2 separate regions of the Homo sapiens genome follow, and region 1 is linked to region 2. The links are chromatin loops, found by intact Hi-C in ENCODE. Cell type or tissue: heart left ventricle. All regions are shown on one strand. Region 1 overlaps STARD10 (StAR related lipid transfer domain containing 10). Region 2 holds the start of PDE2A-AS2 (PDE2A antisense RNA 2).

Region 1 (2,500 bases), 190 kb before region 2:
GGGGAAAGCAGCTCAGACTACGTGTTGGGCTTGAGACAGCCCCACCCCTCCTGGTGCCTCCCTTCATCCCCTCTGGCATGCTTGGACTGGCCTTGATGCCCTGGGGCCCCTGGAGACTCAAAAGTATGGGCAGCAGAGGGTACCATGCCAATCACAGTAGATTCCTTTCACCTGTCTTTAAAGAGAGCCTGGGGCAGGTGGCACGGGGCAGGTGGCACAGGGCAGCTGGAGCTGTTCTCTGGGGCTTTAGCATAACCATTGCCTTCCTGCCCCTCAGCCTGGGCTCCCTGAAGGCAGGTACTTGCCACCTCTGATGCTTCTCTGGAATCCTATGTCCTGGGGTCAGTGAGCAATGTCTGCACATATATACTGCCTCCTGCTGCCTAATGGGAAGTAGGGGGTGACTGCCACCTCTGCTCTCCCCTTTGGTGCCTGAGCCATTTACTCATCCTTGGGTTTTGTTACCACCTCCATCTCCCCCGGCTTCCTGAGATCCCCTCCACCATCTCCTGCCCCTGCCTGCCGTCTTTGGACCCTGCCAGAGTGGCTGGGGCCTGGTACTTTGCCAGAGAGGTGATGAGTCTTGAGGTAGAGGCCTGATAGCCAGAAGGATGGAGTTCCCTTGTGTGTCTCCACTTGCATACATGCATGCATTCATTCATTGCTTCAGTATGTTTATTGAGGACATACTATGTTCCAAGGATTGTGTCATATCTAGGAATTTAGGGGCAAACCACACAGATCAGACCCTGCTGTCATGGGTTTTACATCCTGAACGGGTGACGAGCAAAATAGAAGCAAACAACTAAATAAGACACCAGATGATGGTTGTGCATAAGGACGAGATAACGTGATAGGGATTGAGGATTCTGTTGGGGCCTTCGTGTGTGGAGCTGAATTGTGGGTGACTGTGTGTGTGATGTGGCCCTTAGTCTGGCAGACACTGAGCTCCTCAGGGGCAGGTGCTGGGTTTCCCATCTCCCCCCTTCCTACCCACGTGACAGCCCCGGGACAGGGGCCTGACAGGGTCAGTCAATCTGTGTTGAAGGTATGTGCGCCTGTGCCTGTGAGTGAGACTCTGTGTGTGTTTCTGTGTCTGGCGTTACTCTGTGTGTGTGAGTCACACCCCCTCACTGCAGAAGCAGAGTTGTCTGTGATCCAATTATGTCTCCTCAGCTGTCTCCTGGCAGCTCCCGCCCCTGGCTCAGCTCTGACTGTGCTGTGGTTTCCCCTTCTGAAGCCCCCTGTCCTGCCTCCAGGGGCCCCAGGGCATCAAGGCCAGTCCAAGCATGCCAGAGGGGATAGAGGGAGGTACCAAGAGGGGTGCAGCCACCTCAAGCCTGTCTCTGGGTCTCAAGGTCTTCCCTTTGGGGTGTGTTTTCTATCCATCTCTGTTCCCCTGTCCCTTAATGGTTACTGGCTGTGTCCTTAATGTCTCTACTGGTGACTTTGTTCCTGTGTCTTAAGGTTACTCTGTCCTTAATATTTATACTGGTCATGTTGTTCCTGTCCCGGTTGTTTATTCATTCAACAAACCTCTTCTCATGCCTCCCACCCATCCTGCCAGCCACCTGGAGATATCAGACCTGGGTCCTGCTCTTAAGAGACTCAAGGCCTCATGGGGAGACACATGGAGACAGTGACAGCCTTTTGTGAGCAGTGTGGGGACAGAGACATATACTCAGGCTGAGTGAGTATATGACTGGCAGCATGGTTGGGGGACGGTACAGGGGCTTCTCCAGGAGCTGGTGTTTGGATGGGGCCTCAGGGGACCAGCAGGATAAAGCAACAAGCTGAGAAAGTCTTGGTGAGTTGGTCAGGGAGGTAGGCTCCCCTGTGGCAGGGGTTCAGGGATAACAGTGAGGAAAAGAAGAGGCAGAACCAGGGTGGGGAGGACATTTTGGAGTTTAGATTTTATCCTGATGGCAGAGAAAGAGAGAGAGAGAGATAGACAGACAGACAGACAGCAGAAGCTTTCAGGCTGGGAAGAGCCATTACCAGCTCTGGGTTTTAAAAAGCTCCCTGGCCACAGAGGACAGAGAAGAGGATGTGGCTACAGGGGTCCAAGTAAGGATGGTGAGGCCTGTCTGGGCAGTGAAGAGGGGCTGCTGGGAAGGTTGTGGCCGAGTGGAATCCAACGGGCAGAGTTGGCTAGAGGTTGAGAGTAAGAGCATAAGGGACAAGTCCAGAGCCATGCCCACTATGACAACGCTGGGCACAGGGAGAACCATGCCCCCTATGGCAGCGCCAGGCACAGGGAGAACCGTGCCCACTGTGGCTATGGCAGCACTGGGCACAGGGAGAGCCATGCCCACTATGGCAGCACCGGGCACAGGGAGAACCGTGCCCACTATGGCAGCACCGGGCACAGGGGAGCCATGCCCACTATGGCTATGGCAGCGCTGTGCACAGGGAGAACCATGCCCCCTATGGCAGCACCGGGCACAGGGAGAACCATGCCCACTATGGCAGTGCCAGGCACAGGGAGAACCGTGACTGC
Region 2 (2,500 bases):
AGCTGAGGGACCACAAATGTAAGAAAGGTGTGCAGACAGACCCAGGATGGTGGGGATGGGATCTAGATCCGAATCACTGGATGGCAAGCATGAATGGGGGATGCCCCACCAGGGTGGAGCACCAAGGCCAGCCAAAAAGTGGGGAAGGGCTTAGGCAGGGACACCTCAGGGCAGCGTGATGTGGGCTAAGGCAGGCTCTTCCCATGACCCACACCATTGGTCCACCCAGCCCCATGCAGCTCCCCAGTGACAAATCATTTGGTGGCCAGATTGAATGACGTGAGCAGGATTTGGGGCTTATCTTGTCTCACCAGAGCTAGCTCCATGAGCAGGGCAAGCAGTCCTCTCCACACCACCACCCTAAGATTTCTGGAGGCACCGAATCAGGGCCAGCGGAGTCCAGGGAGAGTGGGGTAGTGACAGGAGCTGCACAAGATAGGGCAGTGCCACCGCCCCTCCCCAAGGCTGGAGGTGTGCCTGGGGAAGAGCAGAACACCAGCTTGAGCCCAGGCAATCTCTAGTCTGAGGGAGGAGACCCAGCTTTGGGCTGGGTAAATCCCAAATCAGAGACGGGAGGTATGGCTCTGGTTTCAAGCATCTAAGGAGGACTGGAGCCCTCCCCTTGGGCAGCCCCCAGTCTGCAGGGTCATGGGGGTGGGAAGCTGTTCCAAGGGCCTGTGCAGTGGTTATATAGTTGGCAGGTGGGTACCCCTGTGGGCTTCTGATGGAACAGAAGTAAGGAGAGTGGGGAGAGAAGCCAGTCTTCCCTTCCCTCCTGAGTGAGCCCACCCCCTCCTCCAGGTTCACCGACGAGGACGAGCATGTGATCCAGCACTGCTTCCACTACACCAGCACCGTGCTCACCAGCACCCTGGCCTTCCAGAAGGAACAGAAACTCAAGTGTGAGTGCCAGGTGAGTGACCTGCCTTCAGCCTCTCTCGGGCACCGACTCGCTCAGTTTTCAGCCCCGAGAGCCATTCAGAAGGGAAATGCCCATGTCTTTCTGGACTGGTGGCAGCCCTTCCCCAGGTGGCTCCATAACCTCATAACTTGAAGGCTTGCAGTTGTTCAGGACCCGCGCCACTGCCCGCAGGCACTGTATGTGATCGCCCTCTAGTGTTCAATTTGGGCACTACAGCAACACCTAGGCAGCTAGAGCTGGCGTGAAGGCGGCTGAGACACTCAGGAGACTCCTCACCTGCACCGGGGCTATTCCCTCACTCCTTCACTTAGTAGCCAAATGATATAATTAGACACTGACAGTTTCTGGCTTGTCCAGTGAGCCCTAGGGAAGGAAGGAGAAGACCCGGGTGCTGTTGGAGGCAGGAGGTTGGATAGGGTGACCCCTACACCCCGACCCCCCTATGATCTCCATTTCCTTCATTCCAGGCTCTTCTCCAAGTGGCAAAGAACCTCTTCACCCACCTGGGTGAGTGCACTGTTCTCTCTGCCTGGCTGTGTGTGGGCATGGGGGCTGGCATTTGCAGAGGAGAGGCGGGAGGTCTTGGCAGCCTGGTCTCACCCTGCCTGGTCTTCTCCCTTCCCCAGATGACGTCTCTGTCCTGCTCCAGGAGATCATCACGGAGGCCAGAAACCTCAGCAACGCAGAGATGTGAGTGACTCTACCCAGGGGACAGGGCGAGAGAGGCTGTGGCCTTCAGTCCCCATCATCTCCTTTCCTGCCCCACCCACTTCCCTTTCTCTGCCTTCTGCGGGACTTCATCACCTTTTGAGGGATCCTTTATTTCATGCCTGTCTCCCTCGCTAGACTGTAGGCTCCAATACAGCAGGGACAGGGCTGGCTTTGGATCCTCAGCTCCTATCACAGTGCCTGGCACATAGTAGGTGCTTCCAAAAAAAAAAAAAAACAAAACACTTGAATGGACACGTTTCTGGAGCCAGCCAGCCCTGAGCAGAGTGTCTTACCTTGGAGCACTCCTCCCAGGCCTCGGAAATCCGGCCTTTGCCTCCTTATGGGACGTGAGGGCGATCAGAGGGGGTTGTCAGGCCCCAGAGGACCAAACCCCTCCCTCCACAGCTGCTCTGTGTTCCTGCTGGATCAGAATGAGCTGGTGGCCAAGGTGTTCGACGGGGGCGTGGTGGATGATGAGGTGAGAGGGTGTGGAGGGAGTATGTGGCCCTAGGGGTGTCCGGGAGTCCGCCGGCGGCGCTGGGGAGCGGCCCGAGGTTTAACAGTCCCCTCTGTGGCCGGGTCACTAACTTCTTCCTCTCGACTCCATCTCTGCTCCGGCAGAGCTATGAGATCCGCATCCCGGCCGATCAGGGCATCGCGGGACACGTGGCGACCACGGGCCAGATCCTGAACATCCCTGACGCATATGCCCATCCGCTTTTCTACCGCGGCGTGGACGACAGCACCGGCTTCCGCACGCGCAACATCCTCTGCTTCCCCATCAAGAACGAGAACCAGGGTGCGCGTGGCGGCCCGGGCGGAGGGGCGGGGCCTGCGCCGGGCGGGGCGGGTCCGAGCGAGCGGGGG

The links. Peaks named below come from ENCODE experiments on the same cell type or tissue, not always from the same donor. Only the 100,000 strongest peaks of a DNase experiment are listed, where the experiment ranks them.
Region 1: it touches region 2 in a loop (6-fold over the local background); 2 of 110 quality-filtered maps call a loop at or near these places.

The regions. Positions count from the first base shown.
Region 1 is chr11:72,772,112-72,774,611 of GRCh38, reverse strand. All of the region lies in intron 2 of STARD10 (StAR related lipid transfer domain containing 10), which reads left to right. Among named protein-coding and RNA genes, the nearest start is that of MIR4692, 10 kb to the left of the region's middle. In heart left ventricle, no CTCF peak of the experiment used is centred here; a DNase peak (open chromatin) is centred at 1,199; H3K27ac peaks cover 831 bases.
Region 2 is chr11:72,584,483-72,586,982 of GRCh38, reverse strand. It overlaps PDE2A (phosphodiesterase 2A), which reads left to right. Exons shown (of 31, transcript NM_002599.5): 14 at 802-913; 15 at 1,390-1,429; 16 at 1,549-1,612; 17 at 2,039-2,111; 18 at 2,255-2,432. PDE2A-AS2 (PDE2A antisense RNA 2) reads right to left here and starts at 2,377. Exons shown (of 2, transcript XR_001748291.2): 1 at 1,927-2,377. RefSeq lists silencers at 1,107-1,206, 2,437-2,500 and enhancers at 1,649-2,170, 2,171-2,500. In heart left ventricle, a CTCF peak has its summit at 1,098 (motif pointing left); DNase peaks (open chromatin) are centred at 1,112 and 2,432; H3K4me3 peaks cover 285 bases; H3K27me3 peaks cover 1,686 bases.